Linked DNA regions of Homo sapiens: all the other regions are linked to region 1. A link is a loop called in an ENCODE intact Hi-C map of the cell type or tissue named here. Cell type or tissue: Calu3. All regions are shown on one strand.

What was found. A loop is a pair of places that touch in the nucleus more often than their neighbours do. Peaks named below come from ENCODE experiments on the same cell type or tissue, not always from the same donor. Only the 100,000 strongest peaks of a DNase experiment are listed, where the experiment ranks them.
Region 2: it touches region 1 in a loop (3-fold over the local background); 2 of 110 quality-filtered maps call a loop at or near these places.
Region 3: it touches region 1 in a loop (9-fold over the local background); 2 of 110 quality-filtered maps call a loop at or near these places.

Annotation. Positions count from the first base shown.
Region 1 is chr12:87,844,515-87,852,514 of GRCh38, reverse strand. No RefSeq gene overlaps it. Among named protein-coding and RNA genes, the nearest start is that of LINC02258, 80 kb to the right of the region's middle. In Calu3, a CTCF peak has its summit at 4,078 (motif pointing right); a DNase peak (open chromatin) is centred at 4,054.
Region 2 is chr12:87,684,041-87,692,040 of GRCh38, reverse strand. No RefSeq gene overlaps it. Among named protein-coding and RNA genes, the nearest start is that of LINC02258, 81 kb to the left of the region's middle. In Calu3, no CTCF peak of the experiment used is centred here; a DNase peak (open chromatin) is centred at 4,440.
Region 3 is chr12:87,435,768-87,443,767 of GRCh38, reverse strand. LOC105369880 (a long non-coding RNA gene) reads right to left here. Exons shown (of 3, transcript XR_945160.2): 3 at 3,167-3,459. Among named protein-coding and RNA genes, the nearest start is that of LINC02258, 330 kb to the left of the region's middle. In Calu3, no CTCF peak of the experiment used is centred here; a DNase peak (open chromatin) is centred at 3,387.

The sequences.
Region 1 (8,000 bases):
TGGTTTTTATAGATTTCAGATTGTCCTCTGTATTTATGATTTCCTTATTTGTGAGATTTTGAATCCTACACACATATTTAAGTGAGAGTTATTTTCAAATGGTAAATTGGTTCATGTCACTTTCGTGTTTTCAACCTTTTAATAGTTTCCCATCATGCTTAGTCTAAAATCTCAAGTTTTTACCATCACCTACAAGGCCTTATATTAGCTGGCTCTTCTGACCTTTTTCCTAAACGCTTTCTCCTGCCTCCCTCTTCTCTATCCCACTAGTCTACTTGTTACCCTTTGAACATAAAAAAAGATTCAATGTCCAGAAATTATATATTTTCCTCTGTCATGAACTGCTTATCTTTCAGGTAATCACATGATTTGCATCCTGACTTCTTTTGGTCTTTACTCAAATATATTGTCCTCTGTTGATCTTTTTCTGATTATCTGGAGTAGTACTTCTCTTTACTTTTCATCTTTTTTACCGCTCTACAGTGCTGGGGCCAATCGTCTTGCTAGAAGTCTTAGCTTTCTGGAATTTCTCCTGGCTTGTATATGCCTTCTACCTTGAAATCAAAACTCTCTATAAGTAGGAGAGGTTTGGTCTCTATCTAATTTGGGCAAGGTTTTAGATTCACTTTGAGAGTGACTGCTCAAAGATCAGTGCTTACTCCCCAAGTTCTCCTTTCCTAATAGTAGGGGAGCTGAAGGGAATAGTACAAGGTGTTGGAAATGAAGGAGGAGTTTTTCACCTAAGGCCAAGAATGACCACAAATTAACAGGATTGAGGAGACTATAGGAATAAAGTTCAATAAGCCAAGCCAAAACTCAATAAGAAGGCACGTATCAAAACAAGCGTACAATGACAAAAACATTAACAGCCAGGTAAATAAAGTTAGCAGGGTAAATTCTGGGGCAAATGTCCAGAGATTTATATGAGTTTGTTCAATGCATATAGGTGTCAGTTATGGTATCGTATACCCCAAAACATAAAGTGCCAGAAATATGTATTTTCAGCTACAGTGTTAGAGGCTTAAAATGTATTCTTCACAATGACGTACATTTTACAGATGTAAAATGAAAACTTGGATAATTACACTCAGTTCCATTTGATTCCAAGGTTTGCAGACATGATGCTATACTTCATGGGTGAGGTACGATTGGAGTTGGGCCTTGAGTGTTGGATAATAGTTGTAGACAACACTAGATGGTAAGACAGGGAGAGATATTTACTGGACTAAGAAAATAAATGTCACCAAAGTCTCAGAGGTAGGAACTTCTGGGACATATTAGGGGAATAAAAAGAATCTTCTTCTTCCATTTTTATTAATGTAAGTTTCAATTCAACATGTACAAAATGAAACAAAATCTTGACTATTTTTTCATCTACATCCCAGGCCTATGTAAAGTTTGATATCAGATACAAAATGTGAATACCAACTTCTGTGGATTATTGTATTTCTAAGAGGAGAAAAAACATCAAGGCTTTTCTGACTCTAATCACCAATTCAATAAGCACTTTGGTATAGTTTATTTGGACAAACATTTATTGAATTTTTGTGACAGATAGTATGTTCAATGATGGAGATATGAAGAATAATAAGACATAGTCCCTCAGGGGCTTAGAGTAGTGGGGGAAACAGATTGATATAATTAAATTACAGTTTTCTAGATGTACTGGTAGAAGTATGTGCTCTTACTTATTGATATTTTCCTTGCAGTTGAAATTAATCTTCAATTCAATAAAGAATTATTTGATTGTTAAAGAAAAGTTACTCTCATTTCCAGGTTATTTGTTTTTGTAATCGTTTTGTTTGAACAAGAAACTACACATCTTTTTTCAACATTATACTTAACTTTAGACTTTAAAAGTGATTTACAGATATTAAGGAATATTTTGTGAATTGGGCTTTAAACGTATTTTTTGGGGTAGGGGATTCTTACAGGAAACTTCATTCCCAAGCTATTTATTTTAGGCCCCTCTTTTTATGTATTTATCTTTTACTTTTAAATTGACATACAAAATTGTGTGAATTTAAAATTTACATCATGATGTTTCAAAGTATATATGCAATAATGACTAAATCTAGCTAATTATACATTACCTCAGATAGTCATCATTTTTGTGATGAGAACACTTTACATTCACCCTTTTAGCATTTTAAAATAATACAATATATTATTAACTATTATCACCATGTTGTAAGATAGATCTCCTGAACTTATTCCTCCTATTTAACCAAAATTATGTATTTTTTGATCAACATCTCCCTACCCCTCATCCCTCTGCATGTATTTTTTTCAGTCAAAGAGAAATGAAGACAATCATGATAGAATATGCTGTAAGATATAGATGAGAATTTCTTTGGCTGAGATTTTTGAGGGGTCTTATGTAATCCTACTCAGGTTTTTGTTGCATATAACTCAATTTCACAAGCTTTCTTTCACACGTCCCTTGAAAGTACAGTGATTTTTTTTTTAGTGTTCTTCTTCTTTCATGCCAGGGTGTTTACCTGCCATTTCATATATGTTTGAGTTGGCAACAAAATGAAAAATTGGTTCTAGATATAAGTGTCTTACAGGTCAGCGATTCTAAGTGGCAACAAAAGCAGCAAAACCAATAGTAACTTGATTCTTTGAAAGACCTTATGTAACATTTAAAAGCAGCCAATATCTTTAGAAAACTCTTGTTGAATGAATTAATATTTTTACATACAGTTAGGAATTTGATTCTAGGAGCAACAGCAAAACCCAGAAACCATATAACAAAGGCATATATATTACAAGTCAATGAGCAAAAGGCGGATATAGGTATAAACATGGCTAATACCCTGTAGGAGGAACCACCAAATATATTTGTAATTTCTGGCAGTAAGGATTTTATCTTTATATTTACAGAAACCATAAGAAAATATGAAGATTTTACATTTTTTCATTAATAAATCATTACTTGCCATTTTTAATCCACAGAAGTTGGTATTCACATTTTGTATCTGATATCAAACTTTGCTTAAGTCCAACTTGATGGGCTGTGAAAATGAGGATGATTTGTTCTTAACTTATTTAAAATGAAACAATGCTTATTGCAAATCCTGGCCATATTTAGGCTATTTTCTTCTGTTGAGCATATCTCAGATAAGCACAACAGGAAGGAAAGATGGCTAGAGATGTAGCTAAGATGGGAAGGGCTAATCTATAAATATTAGATGACTGCAGTGTGCTTATGCTGTGCTAGACACTACATACTAGGAATAAAAATAACTAGGCGGAAATTCTGACAAGTGTCAGAGGAGAGAATAATAGTGTTACTATCTTAAGAAGAAAGCCTGAGAGCAAACCACACATCTTGTGTATTTGACTGCAATGATCAAGATGACCATACCCAAAGTAGGGTGGCATACCGTTAGGAAGTAGAAAGGCTGCTAGATTTTAAGTCAGGTCTAGATGCTCACCCGGCCCTGGCATTAATTTTCTCTTCCAATTTAGGCAATTTGCTTTAAAAAAATGAGCTGCTATTTTGTCATCTATAAAATGGCCTGTTGTATCTCTAGGCATTCTTTCAGCTCTAACTAGATGATCCATAGACTCTTTGTCTAATTCTTTCTCTAATCCCATTGAGGAAAGAACAAGATAAAATAATTTAGATTATAACGTTCTGAGTTTTAATTAGAAATAAGGACATGTTTCCAGGCAGTGAGAGTGACTCAGTATTGGCAAGTGTTTCTAAGGGAAGCCAAGAAACTATTGTTTCTGTAGATTAGTGAAATCTTTGACATTCTGCACAGCCAAAATCACTGCCTGAAGGTAGTGGGGAAAAATGACCAGATGGCCTCAGGGGCTTCTCTGAATCACCTCCACACTGCCAGGTTTGAAGAAACTATAAAATGACACTGTTAGCTTTCAGGTTGTATATATTTGTCTTCTGTGTTGTCTGGAAGCTCTCCCATCAGAACTACAACCATCTCCTAATGCTTTATCTTGTACTCAGGCAATGCAACTCACTCCGTTCCTAGACAGATGGAAAATAAGGGAACTGCCTTGTGAGAAACTGCAGAAACACAACTGGTCTAATACACTTCACCACTAGGTGGCACTCTAATCATATCACAGCTACCATTTTAAAAATCAATAACCTTGCCTTTATATATGAAAAATTTCACTTGTTTTCTGTCTTAAAATGGTTCCCCCTTACCACTCAAATGAAAAGGCTAGCTCTCAGAAAGCTTGAATTTTTTATATGTAGTTTTAGAAAATCGTCAAGTTCAGTTATTTTGTTAGGCATTCAATAATTTATAAGGCTTTTTTATATCTCATATAACAAGAAGCAAAATTCAATAAATACATGTGTGGTGTAAAATATCAGTGTATGTTTAGTTGGTTTAGTTATTGTAAAGTGAATTAGACACATTCCAAGCATTACAATGTGATGCTACTCCATCACATTGTTATGTAAATGTTTTGAAGTGTTTCAAAAATGTAATGGACCCAAGTGATATAAAAAGTTTTAGTGTTTGAAAAATGTAAGGGACACAGGGAAATTCTTATTGTTTTGCAATTAAGCAGAAAATGGCCTTTCTTTTTTTCTTGCATCTCCATTGCTACATCCCAGTGTATTCGTTGCTAATAACTGTGGGTACATTTAATGAAAATAAATGAGTTTTAAAAACATTTTCCGTAAAAATCTCTTTTAAGAATCTCATCTCCAAAGATAGATATTCATCCTCTCTTCTCTGTTTGGTCTTTTCGGAATCTGACTTTCATTAATAAATAATGGATTGTTTACATATGTATATGTTAGTCAACAGCAGGAATCCTTTAAAGTCATACTGCCAAGTGACTTTTCCATTTCTAGAATGACCAAGAAGACCAGAACCTAGAACCAAATTCATCTGTGGTTTAGCTTGGCTGAGCTAGGAGGGAAAATAAAATGGACAAATTGCTATGTTTTGGATATTTGTTCTCTCAAAATCTCATGTTAAAATTTGACTCCCCATGTTGAAGGTAGGGCCTAATGGGAGGTGTTCAGGTGGTGGGGGCAGAACCCTCACGAATAGATTAATGCCTTCCCTTAAAGGAGTTCTCACTGTATTTGTTCACATGAGAGCTGGTTGTTATAAAGAACCTGGCACCTCCCCTCTCTGTCTTGCTTCCCTCTTGTCCTGTGGTCTCTGCACACACCCGCTCCTTTTTGCCTTTGCGATGAGTGGAAGTAGCCTGAGGCTTTTGCCAGATGCCCAGTCTTTCAGCCAACAGGGTCGTGAGCCAGATACCTTCTTTTCTTTATGAATTATCCAGCCTCAGGTATTCCTTTACAGAAACACAATGGACTAAGAAAGGTCAAAAAGTGTGCATTACAAAAGCAATTCCTGTTTTAAGGAAAAAAAAATGACTTGTAGCTAAAGCAAATAAAATAGTATTTAAAGTCAGTTTTCAACAACAAAAGCAATTCAAGTCAAGAATGGAACAAAACAGGAAATAAAAAGCCAAACAAAGTACATTTTCTTTAATGAAATAAATATCTGAAAAAATATAGCTCTGTGTTTTATAAAATCTGTAAGTTTTTTTAAAAATTCAGAATATGAATTCATCCTCAGAAACATCTGATTTTTAAATGTATATTTAAAAGATAGATGATTTAGAAAAAAATGTACTCTTTGTGAAATGATTCAGTTCATTTTTTTAAATAGTAAGTTATACCTGAAAATCACTTGAAATATCATAGTCTGTGAAAATTAAACATGTACCTAACTTACAAGAAAACGTGTATTGGCAACTATACTTTTCTTACTCTCCTGGGGTAATTTTGTTTATTACTCCTCTCTTTGTTTTCTCAGTATTTAAATTCCTTATAAAAGTTTGCAATCTCTCCAGCCTGGGCTACAGAGTGAGACTCCGTCTCAAAAAAAAAAAAAAAAAAAAAAAAAAAAACAGTCCAGTGTGTGGTTATAGATATGTGATATGTATGTGAATAAATTGATGAATGAATATTGTGTGAAGGGGCAGTAGTTCACATAGCTAAGAAAATAAACAATTAAAATTTATCATGTGGTTGCAAGGATAAAAATTTCTCTTTCAAGTGACCTTCAGTGACAAGATGGCTTAAAAGTTTCCCTCAGCTTGACTAGACAGGTTTCTTCCTGACTATAAGTTCCTGCACTTTCCTTTTCTTAGAGCATTTACTTTAGAAAACTTGGAAGTGTAAATTCTTTGTCTCTCTTAGATGTAAATCTTCTTGCCAGTTTTACAACCCAAGCAATGTCTTTCTCAAGGACCTAGGAGCCATGCCTTGAAATGTAATCATCAAGAAAGACAGGGCCCCTATCTCCCACTCTCTGTGAGAGTATTGGAGCCTAACTTCAATAAGTGCCAATTAGCAAACACAGAGGGTCTAATCACACTGACGAAGCTTCCTCCCTAAAATCCTCTAGTATTTTTCCAGTAGCTCACCCTAGTGCTTAAAAACTGTCTCGTCTTTTATTTCAATTGAGTTAAATATCTCTCCTTTATTGCAATCATCTTGAATTTTTTTCTTGCTGTTTAATTTGTCCAATGCAATTTTCTCAAACATGTTTTGTTTAAAAAAAATCGATATCAGAACATAAAAATATGCTAAATTAGGTAATATCAGTGGGTATTTAGGTCAGTGTTAAATATCTAATAGTGGCATTAAGGATGTTTATGTGGTTTTTCTTATGAATTTCAACCTCAAATGTTTAAGATATACTTCAACCCTTTCTATATATTCATAAATTCCTATGGAAATATTATACACAAGTTAACAAACACCATAGTTGTACATATGACCATTATTCTTTTATCTCCTCTTGAAGATAGGTGATCAAATCTACTGCAATAAATAGTATCTCCAGTAAAAATGTTAGCAGAGATCTGGCTTGTAAGTTTGTTTGTAGGTGTGTGTATGAGGGTATAGATGGCACTCTGAGAGGTCAGTCAGAATAGAGGAGCATTTCTTCAGAGTTCCCACATAACATCATCAGGATGTGTCCCATTTCAGTCAATACGCTGGGAATTAACAGGGGATCTGTTGACAGTAGGTCTGCAGTTGATGCATAGAGGACTCAGATTTAGGAATTCCATACACTTTATAGTCCTAACTTTGAACAATTTTGCTTTATTATGTTCTAAAAATATTTCTCTGAAGCTTCAAGGGATAACTTTAATTCTGTATTTGTATGATTTGTTAAAGGTTTATCCATGATGATACAGACTTTGATCAAATGCCTTCAGATTCTCCCTTAATGTGGCTCCAAAATTCTCAAGTGAAGAACAGATAAATGGAGCAACCAACTATGAATTTTAATCCTGGCATGAAAGGAAGCTGCTTCTTCTCTGTAGAGACAGCCCGTATGCCCTAGAAGCTGAAAACTAAAATTATTTCAATTAGCTAATCCACAGGGCTGGAAGCCCTGGAAACTGGGTTAATTCAACACTGCTTGCCATTACTTTAGATGCCCCTTACAGCTCCAGCTTAGCTAACTACTACCCTGTCCTGGGGAGCAATCCCTGTACGGCCCTGACTGGCAGGCTGCTCTACACTGGAGTTTTATGCAACAAAGAGTTCCAACTTTTATCTATTTGAGTGTCATTGTGTTGTGTCCTACTTGCAAGAAAATCTTCAACTCTTATAAAACTAAAATGAAGACAATAATTTCCATGTTCTCTGCCATCATGTCTAGACTATTGATATGACACCATCACTGACCAGGCCATTAAAAAAAAATTGTTCATGTAGGAAAACAAACTGTTGCAAGGCAAATGTGATGGCATCTTGAAGCAAAACCACTATAAGGACTGGTGTTTGACCCTCACATACCAAGGTGTGCTGCAGTAAGGTCATTAAACATTGATTGTGGCATAGATAACCCCTTATAAAGATACCTGTCTATACTCCTCAGTTATCATCAGTCTTGGCAAGAAGCTCTGAAGATATGACCAGCTGCCCGTGTTTTGCCCTAAAAGCTTGCTATATAAAGAATATTTTCTGGAGGCGG
Region 2 (8,000 bases), 160 kb after region 1:
ATTATCTTCTCCAAACACTCTTTTCCTCTCTTGGACAGAAGTCAATGTGCAGGGTAACCTTAGCTCATGTATTAAATATGACATTGTCTGTTATCCTGAGTACATATCAAAAGTCCCTCCTTCTAATTTGGAATGCCTACAAATTGGATTTTTACACACACAAGAAATGTAGTTATATCAAGCCACTCATATTTCAGATATGTTTATTAACATTATTCTAACTAATAAAAAAATTAATAATGGGGTTCTGCCATAACATATCTAAACTGTGTGGTTATGACTTTGTAGTTGAATGATAGTCAACAAAGAAGAAGAAATAAAATAAAGTAGGAGGCACAAAAGCTCTGTGATGCTGTAAGGCAGCTGTTGCCTGTGGTAACTTTGAAGGCAGCCATGTGCTCAGTGAACCTAAAGATGGAAGAGAATTGTTATGAAGAACTAGAATATGAGAGCCATTGTTGGCTAATATTGGCTGCCTTTAGCAAGATATTACAAGAAGATATGAGTTCTGGTATGAATTGTTTGGTTTTCAAACATAGTTTGTAAGGAGTGGATAAAGTTCAGAGATCAGGAAGGCTTACAGGATTAGAGTTAACTCCTGCTTCTGGACTCTAAGGGCCATGAGTAGCAGAGGCCCAGTAAAACTTCTCAGTTAACAGGTTAGATACAAACCAATTGTAATTATCAAATTACGAGTGGTATCTTCCCATCTAAGGAGGTAGCTTTCACTAGGTTGACATAGAAAGAAATATGAAGAAGAGGAAACAAAACATTTGCTTGAAAGTGAAAATACTTAATCAAATCAATTATTTGGCATAAATAAATCAAATTATGAAACAAAATATAGTTGTCTGACACAATGAAAATAGTATAATTATGGGTAAAATGCTCATATTTTCACAGGATAAATTTGCAAGCTTAATATGGTAGATTTTAATAAAAAAGTATTTCCATACAGATTTGAACAGATTAAGTGATGTTTGGAAAAGTTTATCTTTTTCTGGATAGCATTGTTTATAGTGGAGCTCAAATAATTAGTATACTTTTATAATTCTCTATTTCTAAAAAGATAATGGCAAGAGTAATCTATACCTATGATGGAAAAAATCCTAAGATGTGAGGGGTGGCAAGAAATAACAAATCTTACTGTTTTTATTTTTAACTGAATATTTTATGTCTGAAAGGTATGGTAGCCAAAGAATGTAAGAAAAGTATCTTCAGACCCTAAAACTTAAAGTATAATAATAATAAAATAAAATAAAAAAGAAAAGTATCTGCAGATTTTTGTAAACCATCTATTTTTGTGCAGAGTTTTGTAACTCGTAAAGTACTTTTATAATTTTATTTGCTATTCCAATTGATCACCTGACATTGAGTGGATAGGAATGACATAAGATGACTCAAAGGTATGGTAGCCAAACAATGTGAGAAAAGTATCTGCAGATTTTTGTGAATCATCTATTTTTTGTGCGGAGCATTGTAATTTGTAAAGTACTTTTATAATCTCATTTGTTATTCCAGTTGATCACTGACATGGTTTGGCTGTGTCCCCATTCAAATCTCAACTTGAATTGTATCCCCCAGAATTCCCTCGAGTTGTGGGAGGGACCTAGGGGGAGGTAATTGAATCATGGGGGATGGTCTTTCCCATGCTATTCTCGTGATACTGAATAAGTCTCACGAGATCTGATGGGTTTATCACGGGTTTCCTCTTTCGTCCTCTCATTTTCTCTTGCTGCTGCCATGTGAGAAGTACCTTTTGCCTCCCACCATGATTCTGAATCCTCCCCAGCCATGTGGAACTGTAAGTCCAATTAAACCTTTTTCTTCCCAGTCCCAGGTATGTCGTTATCAGCAGCATGAAAACAGACTAATACAATCATGTGACATTGAGAAGATAGGAATGACATAAGATGACAAAAGCTTCATGCTGGGATGTTGTCAACCTGCCTAGGCTCTGATTTCTGCTACTCTATTATTGTATCTCTGTGACTTCAAAAAAATTATTTAACCTTTCTGAGTATGCTCAACTACAAAATGAGGATACTTAATCCAACCTCAGAGGTGGTTGTGAAGATTACATGAGCTATACATGCAAAACATTTAGAGGAATGACTTACACAGGGTAAGCACTGAGAACATTTGTACTATTATCAACTATTATATTCAGGATAATTAGATTGTGACTCTAAGAAATTTATTTATTTATTAATAATTACATCGTTAATAAATGCATGCACCTGGAGTATACTGAAAACATTCAAACCTCTAGTTGAAGGATTTCCTTTCTTACACATAAACTTCATTTTGGATGAATCATTATAAATATTTATTCACTAATTTTTTAAATTATCAATTTGCCTCAATTAAGAGATTTATATACTGTATGAAGAAGTATTACTTGTGCTTACCCATATATCTGTTTCTTCTCTGTTCCTGGGCTTATGCAACCTTTTATTTTTTAGTATTCTTGATAACTGGCCATGTCATGAGTTCTAATTAACGGGCTGAGAGCAGAAGGGACGTGTGCATTTTAGAGTTGGTCTTTGATTCTCTGAGTTTTATTTCTCTACCACATGAATTGTGGATGCTCATGTTGAAATTGAGTGCCACAATGTAGAAACAGCTTGGAACACTCAGCCACTGTGTGGAGAACAGCTGCCCTCAAATGTTACTAGACCCTTAGCAGACTTTTTAGAAGCAAGAAAAATACTTCAGTTGGGTTAAGATAGTTAACTTGGAGGTTGTTTGCAATATAACTCAATCAATCCTATCTAATACACTGTATTTTCATATAGCTCTTTTGATTGCCAGATTTTGGATTTTTTTCAGCTTAGAAAATATTTTGCTTCATTTTCTTCCTTTGAGAATTATTTTTGCTTTGTCTATTTTGTTCTGTAATATAGATAAAGAATAAAATATATGTTTTGATTTACAGTCAAGGTATAATATGCATGAGTATGTTCATTGCCTCCTCTGGATAGGTATTTCTTATTTTTCATAATTTATTTTATAATTTCTCTAATTATTTTCTCATGCTTTTCCTTTTGGAACTAAGAGACACTTGAGTTAGACATATTCTTTATGGGGAACTGTCATTATAGATGTATACAAGATTACTCTCTTTTAGTAAGCTATTTCCCTTCTTTAACACTGATATTCACTCTAAAGTATTTGATCTATTTTATTGGATATGTGTCTATACATATCCTTATAAAATATTTATTATTTTTGTTCATATGTGTTTTTAGTTTACATAAGTGTATTGTGTCATATCTACTATTTTATTTCTTAATTTTTCTCTTAACATGCTCTGCTTTAAGATTTTTCTCTTTCTAAAGTTTATATTATTAATTTGTTTCATCTGGGACATAGTAATACATGGTGTACATATATCATATAAATATTCCTCTAATGATAAACACAAATTACCCACTATTATAAATACTTCACTAAGACATATTCCTATGTGTTTCCTATAGGCTAGTGGAAGAATTGCCCTACTGTTTATACATAGGAATGGGATAGCTGGTTTATGCGGGATACTTGATTAATATTTCACTAAATTATTGCCAAAATTCACTGGGTTTGCATGGGATACTAGGTTAATGTGTCACTAAATTATTGGCAAAATTCATGTCAACATGGCCATACTAGTTGACTTTTTTTTTTTTTTTTTTTGAGACGGAGTCTCGCTCTGTCGCCCAGGCTGGAGTGCAGTGGTGTGATCTCGGCTCACTGCAAGCTCCACCGGGTTCATACCATTCTCCTGCCCAGCCTCCCGAGTAGCTGGGACTACAGGCGCCCGCTACCACGCCTGGCTAATTTTTTGTATTTTTTTTTTTAGTAGAGACGGGGTTTCACCATGTTAGCCAGGATGGTCTCCATCTCCCGACCTCGTGATCCGCCCACCTCAGCCTCCCAAAGTGCTGGGATTACACTGTGAGCCAATGTGCCCGTCCGCTAGTTGACAATTCTATCAGTAATTCATGAAGCTCCCAGTCCCCAAGCATCCTTACTAACTCTTGACATTATCTACTTTTCAAACATTCACCCCTCTGATGAATGTAAAGAACAGTATAATTTATGTTTCATTTTGCATTTCTGTGCAAAAGTTGATTATCTATACATATACTTGTTAGCTTTTTGTTAGCCATCTGTAAATTGCCATTTCATACCTTGTGCTCTCTTTTTGTTGTTCATTTGAAGAAGGCATATGCTGCATAATGATTTTACACATTGTAACTCTCTTCTCCCATTTAACTTTAATATGAAGTTCTTCAATTTAAGAAGTTTTTTTTTTAAGTTAATTCACTTTGAATTCTAGGAGTACTTTTCTTTTTCTTTTTTAAAGACAGGGTCTTGCCCTGTCACCCAGGCTGGAATGCAGTGGTGCAATCACGGGTCACCACAGCCTTCCAAGCAGCTGGGACTAAAACTGTGCACCACTATGCCTGGCTAATTTTTAAATGTTTTGTATAAAAAACGGCCTCTGTATGTTTGCCAGGCTAGTCTCAAACTCCTGGGCTCAGGCAATCTTCCCGCCTCGACCTTGCAAGTGCTGGAATTATAGGAATGTGCCTTGACTTCCGGCCTAGGAGTACTTCTTGATTTTTCTCTCTTAATGTTACTGGTACGATTTTTACAATATTTACTCTACTATTTTCACTGTGGCTTATAATTTGTCAGTTAAGTTTTTAAATTCTGAAAAATCTTTTTGAGATTTCAGCTGGTTTTCCCTTGATGATAATCTTCTCTATATTTTTAGATACAACTATTGAAAATACTAACTAGAAGTCTTCTAGCATTTTACTCTGTTTCCTGAAATATTTTTTGTAAATGAGGCATTTTCTTTGGTTTTTGAAGGATAACCCACTATGTCTCTTTTCAAAGTTCTGATTACTTTTCTTTTAAAATGGTCTTAAATTTTAAAAAAAGTTATTTCCTTCTGCTCTAACTCTGAAACTTTAATTTAAAATTTAAGTTAAAATGTCCCACTTTTTAAAATCAATTTTCTTCTATCTTTTATTTTCCCCCCTTACAAGGTTAATTTCTTTGATTTCTTATCTTCTCTCTCTCACTTCCACTTAGTACTAATTTATGTCACCAGCTACTATTGAGAATACTCTCAAACTCCTTCACCTTTTTAGTTAAAACCATGTAGTAACTACCTGTGCCCAAAGATCATTCCAGTGCTTTTATACCAAACCTGTGACTTTCTAAAAATTATCATACTTCAACCTCCACATTCTTACAATGGTTGGCCCTTTCTCTCTTGCATGCTTAAATCATACTCCTGAGTCATTCTCCTTATTTATAGCCTTCTTTAACTCCTTTAATCTGGTTTCTATACCTCTTTATCCGGTTATACTGTTTTCTGAATCTACTCTTGTTATAATGTCTTTCTCATTATAACTGTAAACTTGTCTGTATTTCCTGTTATACTTGTCAGTTCTGAAAAAATAAACTTTCTTTCTTCATTGATGTACCCTGAAGGCCTGTCTTATTGCCTGACACATAATTAGTTTCCAATAAATATTTGTTAAATGAATAAATGATGATGGGATGAGTATAAGCATATAGCAAGCTTCAAAAATGCCTTTTCATTTGAGTTGTTTCAAGTCTCAGTTTTCCCCCTCATCTGGTAAACTAGAAAGATATCAACTTATATATTGTGAATTTCTTTCCAGATCTGTGGAAATCATATTTAGGAAGAAAATATTCCAAATAGAGTAAAATAGTGCCCAATAATGTCTCTTCAAATACGACTCACAGACACACCATGCAGCAGCATTTTGTAACTAACTTCCTCCATAAATGTTAAGGAATTATTGACTTATTGTTGCAATCCCTCTGGTGTGATAGGTTTTTTTTTTTAGAAGAAGAAATAAAATCTATGTAGCTATACAATGGTGTGTGGAGTAGTTTTTCCTTTGAAAGCATTGCTTCATTGTTTTTAAGTACAAGTATGTCTCATCACAATATTTAAAGAAATCAAGAAATGTCAGTAAAGGTAGAAAGCAAAATGGGACTTCAAAGATTGAGTTGTAAAGGTTTACATCTCTTTAAAAGCTATATCCTTTTAAAACTAAATCTAAAAATGGTGTATTTCTTGTACCATTTCAGATAAAAAGAATGACTTGACAATTTTGGAAAGAGTGCTTTTATAGGCAAAGTAATATAATACCTAATTTAATAATATGCAGAATGTAAAGCTCATGGGCATATCTTTCTCCCAAGAATGCTTACAGCTCAAAAGGGCCTCTTAGGGTAAGGGCATAGTAATTGGTAAAGAGAATTGGTAGAGATACAGCTCTGGTATCAAAGAATATTTTCCTAGAGTGAAAAAGAAGCTAATTGAAAAAATGTTCTGGATTACAGCACGATTTACCCTAAGGTCCCTAGATTTAGAGTGGTAGACAAATTGGAAGGTGATTTTCAGCTTGCTATATACTGCAACTTAGCATTTGAAATGCATTTAATCATTGAGCTGAGTTTGATCATCTCTCACAAAGAGAGATACATACTTTAAGTAATATGGGCATACTATAAGGAATAAAATGCCCACATTTTTTCCGACATTCAGGCAATCTAGTTTTACTGTATAATCATACATGTCTTAGGTATTTCTTTCCTAATCTAATATGATTTTGAGCCAGTGAAACATGCCATGAGAACTTCTTGACATGAGGCAGCCGGAAGCAGTAGGAACAACACTAGAATCAAAGTTAAGATATTTATGCCTATATTCCAATTTTGATAATTATTTTAACCCCTTATTAAGTCATTAAATCTATATTGTATCCTCCAATGATTATATTCTTTCTTATTAAATCACTTAAACCCGGTTAATCCCAGTTTCTTCAAATGTTAAATAAGACTAGAAATACTGCCTGGCTTTACCCAGGAGGTAACATTTATTCTAACTTTTAAGAAACTGTGAAATATTTTAGAAATATTATTATTAGTCAATAGTGTCAACAATTGATTTGACTAAGGTTTTTTTTTTTTTTAATTTAGCCTTTATTTGAATTGACTAAATCAGACATCCTCTGGTTTTATATATGCAGCTTAATTAATTGGTGGGACTAAAATCAACAAGTGATAAAGTATGCTAATGGTTATGACAGTTTGTAAATATATCTGCTTTACCAACCTGGAACCTCTGTCAATCTCAAGCCCTACAGTCTGCGTCCTAGAACTGTGACTTTCCTGAATCAGTGAGACAAATAATTTAAGGGCATGTACCATTAGCCTTACAAACTTTTATTTTTTTTTTCCAGAAATAGAAACATCAAAAAGCAACAGCTGTCTTTATATCGCCATTTTTTTTTTCGCAAAATCAGGACAATTTGACAGTCTTTCCCCACTCCTTTCCCCAAATAGGAACGTAATCTCATATTAAAGGAGAAGCTGAACAAAATGGAATAGATGACTTGAGAAGGAGAAGAGGAGAAAGGAGACCATTACGACTGAGAGAAAATAGTTAATTTTAAGTGACATTTGTGGCACAGGAAGATTGAGAGTTTCATAGTACAAAGAAAGAGGTATCAGAAAAAAGTTTCCTACCATTACGGTGATTAAGGCATCCTTTCTAAGATAGGAAGCAAAGTGGGTGAGGCATGAATTGATTTCAGCAGCTTGTAACCCAGTTCTGAGCTGTGATTGGCAGGACAATTTCGATTCTACATAGATAGGATCCCAGAAATCCAAAGAAGATGTAGGAGTTTGATTATACTGGTCTTTTGGTTAAATTAGAGAATGTTCTTCACTTCATTTCCTCTAAAAAATCTTTTCAAAATAAAATTACATTAAAGAGCTTGTTCTCTGACAGTATACCAAAATTCCTTTTTGTTTTATTTAATGCATAATTAATAAATAATTATAACCTGTCAGAGATAGTCATATATTTTGTCAATATTTAGAGTAGTTAACTGGTGAAGTAGAAAGAGCACTGAAAGGGAAATGAGGAAACGTGTTTTCTACTCTCAACTATTAAT
Region 3 (8,000 bases), 410 kb after region 1:
GGTAACATAGCAAGACCCTGTTTCTAAAACAAAAACAAAAACAAAACAAAGTAGCCTGGCATGGTAGCACATACCTGTAGTCCTAGCTACTTGGAGGCGGGGGCAGGAGAATTGCTTGAGGCTAGGAGTTTGAGGCTACAGTGAGCTACGATCATGCCATTTCTTTGTATTCCATCTTGGGTGACAGAGCAAGACCTTGTCTCTAAAAAAAAGAAAAAAAAAAGAAAATTATAGGCTGTAGTTTTGCTAAGCCAATTCAGCATCTCTTTTCTCTCCTAAAATTTCTTCTCCACTCCTGACAATTTTTTTTTTAAGATTCACAAGTACTGGTACTATTATTGTCAGAGGTGTTCGAACCAAAGAGACTCCATTTTGAGTGAGGGCTAGGAAAATGAGGCTGAGACTCATTCTCAGCATTTCTGAGAATGATGGACTGCATTCTCAGAAAATTAGGTGTTCCTAACCTTTAGATGTTTACAGTTAAGGGAACAAATTAACAATGTTTACTAAACAGACCCAGATTTGGGAGTGTCCAGATATCCCAATATCTGGAGAACAAAGGCATTCCTAATTTTGCTTTAAAGATAATAGTATTGATTCTTGCAAAATATAGTAATTAAGAAAATTAATCCTTTATCACAAACCCTTGTAGCAGAGCACATCTCCCCATATATGAGTATTGTACCTAGGGTGGACGCATTCCACTTCTTACTTTCAGGAATGTCCTACTCTGTAGAGTAGCTGTTCTTTCACCATTTTACTTCTTAATAAACTTGCTTTTACTTTGCACTGCGGACTTGCCCTGAATTCTTTCTTGTGTGAGATCCAAGAACCCTCTCTTGGGATCTAGATTGGGATCCCTTTCCTGTAACATATTTTTGGCGACCATGAAGGGACTATAGTGAGGAAACCACCAACTTTGGGTAAGTGATGGGGCCCTGTAATGTATTTCCGGTGACCACAGAAGGGACTATAGTGCAGAAACCCTGACCAATGGCTACCTTTGGGTGAGTGGTGGGGTCCTGTAACATCTTTCTGGTGACCAAAGAAGCAATTACAGTGCAGAAACCCTGACCCAAAAGCTACCTTTGGGTAAGTGGTGGGGTCTTGTAATGCTACTGAGCTATTGGTAGTTAGAGTGGTGTTGGGGCTCAGAAAATGATACTGCAGATTGGAGGTCTCAGAAGCAAAGTTTCTTTCTGACCTTCTCTTGCCCTCCTGTCTCTTGCCCCTCATTCCTTCCTGGGTCAAGCCATAGAAACTAGAATTCCTCTTCACCAAGATGGATCATAGAAACCAGACCCCCTTTTCCCCAAAGCCAGCTGTAAAACCTAAAAATATTATTCTAAACTTCCCTAGATTTTCTATGTAACAGCTGCCCTTAAATTAATCAAGGCCTTTATTCCAGAGGAGTCCTGTCCCCTACCTAGGCGAAAGAAATGCTATAAAAAGTGACAACCAAATAGAGTGACTAGGGCATATGTTTCAATCATCAAGGTTTTTATTAAGCCATCTTTAGGGTATGTCCCAGAAAACACATGCCACAGACACATGTGTGACTGTTTTTCTAAAGATATTTTTCAGGAGGTTTAGTGTTTGCTCATTTTCTTAAAGTGGGGGAAGGCATACAGGTAGAGGAGCAGGTAGGTGGTAAAACAAATAGTTACATTCCTGGGAGACTTTATTTAGTCCCCAGTAAATACACATTTTACATGAGATAAAGTAAGTGTCTTAAGAGAAAAAGGTAGTAAAGGAAGAGTCGATTACGTAAACATCTCTGGGGAGGTGAAGGAATGAGTCTTGACTTTGTTCTGCATCTGGGAAGGTAAGCTTGTAATGGACATTTTCAGTGTGGAATTGAACAGGTTTTAGTTTTAGGAGCTAGACTTAGATTCTAGACCTAAAATTACCATTGAAATGTCCTCGTTTATGGGAGACCAACAAGGAATTTGCCTATAATTGATCTCTTGGGACAGTCCTTTGCAGATGGCCAAGATCGTTTTACCTTTCTGTGGAAATCTGGCTGATGCATAACGTTAGCAACAGCTCTTCACTTGGAAGAGGGTGTTGCAATGGCTCAGTGTCCAGGAGTAATCTTCTCTTTTGCAAAATAAGTGTGGGGGAATTCTGGTTTTTTTTTTCCTTTATGGGAGAATCAAAGAGGAATATTACTGAGCACACAGATCTTGTTGAGTTTTCCCACTCAATCTGCTTAGCTCAGACTCTTTTGTTCAATCACATATCTGCACAGTTGCCCCTGCTTCATAAAACCCAAAGTGTAAAAACTGAACAGTTTTCCCTGTATCTTTTGGGTCACTATTCTGAAGACTTTCATATCTTAGAAAGCTATTATCAAATAAATCTGCTATTCTTTTCTCTTGTTAACTGATCTTTTGTTAGAGAAGTGTTGACTGTCACCCTTTATGATAAAAGACATACCCCCTTTCCATTCCTACAAGGTCAAGATTTCTACATTTTATAGTACTCTTACCCTGTGGAAAAGAAAAGCATTTTATGTTTTCCTTTATCCTAGTTTAGGGATTATTTTTCAATATGTTGAAGAGCTACCTTGCAAACCTTCTCTGAATAGGGTCCCTTCTTTTACAGCAATGTCTACATTTTTCCTCCCAACCACCCTCTCTGTCCATTTCACAGTACACAGTGGCCTGAACACATGGGGGTGGGTAGGACAACCATTCCTAACATTTCTTGAGTTTTCCTGTGGCAAACTTCCTAAGGCAGCACCAAGGCCTTCTAGATCAAGGAATTTTTATATTATGTATTTAAATTTCTTAGAACACAAAAGCTATGTATAGTCCTTAATATTCTTTCATATCAAATATTCTTTCCTGAGTTTCCTCTGTTATATTAATGATGCTGCTAAGGTATAAAAGTAAGATAAGCTATGAACTGTAGAAGAAAAAGTACTTCTGATATTCTCTGACTAATATAAGGGGATATCATTGATTGATATGGGAAATAGGTTTGGAGGTGTAATTAGTTGTTTTAGGATGCAAATATCTGATTAGAGAGAAATATTCCACAGAGCATTCACCTTCCAATCTTCATAATGCCTATCAGCATATCCAGTTTGTCACCAAAATGTTACAGCCCAAGGAGTTTTTATTGCTCCCTGCACAAATAAAGCCAATTCATTGAGACAGTGTTTCATATAAGAGAAGGAGTTTAATTATTTCAAGGGGAGTGGAAGGATGGGAGATTTTTTTCAATTCTGCCTCTCTGAGAGCTTGGAGGCTAGGGTTTTTAAGGATAATTTGGAGGGCAGGGGGCTAGATGACAGGTGCTGCTGATTGGTTGGAGATGAAATTATAGGAATATCCAAACTGTCTTCATGTGCTGAGTCAGTTTCTGGGTGAGGTCACAGGACCAGTTGAGTGAGTTCCTTGGTATGAGTCACAAGTCTGGCTGGAGTCAGTTCATTTACCCAAATGAAAAAGCCTGAAAAATATCTCAAAGATCAGTCTTAGGTTTTGAAAATAGTGATGTTATCTATAGAAGCAATTAAGGAAACGATTAATCTTGTACCCACGGCTACATGAGTCTTGGGCAATAATAGAAAAGCAAGCTAGGGAACAATAGCTGGTTATTGTTTAACTATGCCTACATCTTAGTAGAATTGAGGCTTCTCCCATAATCTTAACCTTTGGCCTTTTGTCAGAGGCATTCCAACTAGAGATACTCCATCTTGAATGAGGGCTAGAAAATATAAGGCTGGGATTTGCTGGGCTGGGTTCCCAGGAGACTAGGCATTCCCAGCCTCTAGATGTTTATGGTTAAGGGAACTGAGCAATAATGTTTACTAAACAGACCCAGTCCCAGGAAAGTCCTGATACCCCAATATCTTGAGAACAAAAACATTCCTAATTTTGCTTTAAAGATAATATCAATTTTTGCAAAACATAGTAATTATAAAGTTAATCCTTTATCACAAACCCTTGTAGTAGAGCACATCTCCCTATGATATTTTTTTGTTATCCTATATATAAACAAGCATTGTACCTAGGGTGGGCACGTTCCTCCTCTTTTGAGAAAGCCCTGCTCTATCTATGGAGTAGCTAATCTTTCACCCTTCTACTTTCTTAATAAACTTGCTTTTGCTTTGCACTGTGGATCCACCCAGAATTCCTTCTTGAATGAGATTCAAGAATGCTCTCTTGGGGTCTGGATCAGGACCCCTTTCCAATAACACTTTCATTAGTCTTACAGAGGTGGTTTTAGTCCACAAGCAAAAAGGAAGTTAGTTTCAGGAAGGTATTACTATCATTAGTCTTTTAAAGTTAACAAAAGCAGTTAACTGGTGAGGTTAGAAGCAAGATGGAGTTAGCGATGTTAAATCTCTATCACAGTCATGATTTTTGTAAAAGTGATTTCAAAAGTGCACCTCAAACTCTAAAATTAAAACGATGCTTCTATGCTCTAGAAGAGGGATCAGTAGTCTATAGTCTGAGGACCAAACCCATGCTACCAACTGTTCTTATACGTGAAATTTTATTGAAATGCAGCCATATCTATTTACTTATGTTTTTTCTATGGCTGCTTTTTGCCTACATTGGCAGAGTTGGGTAGTTGCACCAAAGACCATTTTACTTGCAAAGCCTAAAATACTTTCTGGCTTTTCACAGAAAAGTTTGCTGACTCTTGCTCTAAACAAGGGTGTTCAATCTTCTGGCTTCCCTGAAGAAAAAATTGTCTTGGGCCACACATAAAATACACTAACACTAACAATAGCTGATGAGCTGAAAAAAATAAAAAATAAAAATAAAGGCAGTGGTGCATAATGTTTTAAGAAAGTTTACAAATTTGTGTTGGGCTATATTCAAAGCCATCCTGGGCTACATGCAGCCCACAGGCCATGGGTTGGACAAGCTTTCTCTAAACAAACTAGAGCCAGGTTATAGAGGTTATATATGTCTATTATTATTTATTCACATTGAACACTTTGCTTGAAATTTTTCTGCATTTTTCTTTGAATAAATCATTTAAGTTTAGTTGCTGAAATTCTACTTATCTTTTAAGATGTTACTCATGCTTTATTTCTTTTAGAAAGTTGTTCTTAGTACGTTTTTCTTAGGTATAACTGACCAACAACTGAGTTTGCTAAATATATCCCTCTATAGTTTTCTCAAGAACCAACATGTTTCTTATTTATCTTTATGCCATTAGTGCATATCCCAGTATCTGCCACATAGTAGAGCTTAAATATCTATTGATTACATGCAGGAATGAATGCAGTAAAGGAAATATAGACGACTAGTTTTCAATTTTTAGTGTTAAAAAGCTTTAAGTTACAAAATGTAAATGTAAATATAAATAATTACATGGAGTATACTCCATTCAAGTCTTCTCCTGTTTCCCTTTATTAAAATCAGAGGCTAAACAATAGGAAAGGCTATTAGCTATTGTTTTTTCTCTCTTCTGGCTTCATTTTCTTCCCCAATCTGAATCTTATCTGTACTCCAAGTTTGAGGAGAGGGAAATGTATTAGATATTTTTATGTTGTTATGCTGATTTTAACTACTTTTTGGCTGACTCTTGTTGGCCCTTATGCTCTCCATTGCATTGTGACAAGCATCCAAATTATTTCATACAGCATATTAGTGAGTTTTGCAGAGACACTCTCCCATGCTAAACTCAATAAAACACCAATACTTTGGCTATCTTTAATGACTGCACCCCATCTCCCATCTACCATCGCTCATAGGATTTACCCATTCCCCTTTTTCAGAAGTGCAGCTTTTTTAGATTTAATTCTCCCATATCTCTTAGCTACATACTTTTCTGCTTTCTACCTCTTAAGTAGCTCACATATTATTATAATGTCAAATGGAAGTGCAGCTTGTACAATGTTTTCCATCCTGACTCCACACCATATAACCACTGATAGCTTCAGGCAGCTTCTTAGGTTTATTTTATTTTTTTTTCTGAGGAGAAGAAAACATCAGACAGTTGATGACTGATAAATTACCAAACTCCAGGGAACTTATTTCAATTTCCTTTTAAAATTATCTCTCAATCATTTGAGATGCTTTCAACTTCAACTTTAGAGTGAAAGGAGAAGAAATAAAAGAGGAATGATTATCAGTCTTACTAACTTGCTTATATATATATGACCTGTCTGTTTTTCTCCTTAGCTTTTCCTTTACATTGTCAGTACTCTGAATCCTAATGATTCTATATATATATACACACATATATGTATATATATATATGTGTATATATATATGGATTATGGACTATACATTATCTTCTCTCTTTTATCAACAATCTTTTTCTTTTGACTTGCTCCTTCTCAAAATAATGTAACATACTTTAATTGCCTACATTTAAAAAATAAAGCAAAACAAAACAATCTCCCTTGAGAAACTCCATTACTTCTTCATATACTGGTTTACCTATCCCCTTCTAGCAACAGTAAGCACTCTTGACAAAGTAGGCTACTCTTGCTTTCTCCATTTTTTACCTCATACTCATTGCAATCTGTCACTTAACTGAAAGTGCTAAAATTACTCCATGCAATTGTAACTGATGTTAAATTTGAAGTACCTTGAAACATCAAGATAAATGCATATGGATAACCTGAAGTGAGGTACTAACCTAAAGTTAACATTGAAAAATTAAGTATGAGAGAAGGGCTTAGATGACTCTTAAAGTCCTCAAACACATGGGTATTATGAAAGGGTCTAAAGTTGAAGATTACAGAGGATCTGAAGTAAATGATTTATTTAGAGATAATTGTCACATTGATGTGATTAATGATGTCTGCCCCCATTCAAAAGAAAGGAGTAAGTTTCCTACTTCTTTATCTCAAACTAAGAAAAGCAAACTTGAAAATAGCTATTAGAGAATTTATGTGCCCACAGTGATTGGAAATGGGTTTGACTCCTACATAGTAAATCTAAAGAGGCAGAGAATAGCCTTAAGCTGAGAAACCTATCAATTTTGTTTTCTTAGATATTGTTAGAGAAAAGGGTATGAGAGAGAGAGAGAGAGAGAGAGATAGAGAAGAAAGACAAAGATAGATATACTGAGAAACTTAGACTCTATTCAATATGACTACCAAAGGAGAAAATAGGCATCAGTAAAGACAAGCTAAATATATCATCAAATTTTTAGGTAAACTAGAATATAAGAGTGGATAAACAAGAATAAATCAACTTAGAGGAACATATCTGGGACATAGGCTTTAACACCTTGGCAGATATTCCATGGGATACAGAGAATTTATGACTAGAATAGATGTTAGAAGAATGGAGTAAGTGGAGGCTAATGCTGAGCAAAAGTAAAAGATGTTTGGGTTGAAATGTCAGATAGTAGAAGAAATCATAATATGGTTTAGAAATATGGGCTAGCTGAAATAATTATATTATATGAGTCACCACAGCATTATGCTCCAGAAGAAGACCCAGAGGACACAACTTTCACCAAGATCACCAAAAACATGCTGGTGAAAAAGGTACTGGCAATTATATCATGAAGTTCACTGTTGCTTCATAGGTAAGTCAAGGCTGCCAGTAGGACAGGCAGCCTTAGAACCCAAAATTGGCTTATTAAATGGCACAATGGGGATGATGGGTCCCAAAAGAAATTGCTGTTATTGGTAGTGGTAGTATTTAACTATCCAAAGGCAGAGGGGTGATAATTTTTATAATGACTGTCAATGTCAAGGGATACTCAAGAAGTCTTGACCCACAGGTGGTTGTGTAGATAGTTAATGGAACGTGGCATCCCTAGGGACAAATAGCAGGGCAATTACCCAGTTTTCTATTTAATATCTACAATCAGAAGTCAAAAGTGAAGGAGCAATAGGTTGAGGACAATAACCCAGATATGAAGTCTCAATCTCTTGCTCAGTTTTCATGCCTGAGTCAATTTTAAAGTCTGTATACCACTGAAAAAGGAGATATCTAAGTTTACAGGAGGAACGATCCTATAATACAACAGCAAGTACATACTACAAAGATTCCTCTAGTACTTCCCCA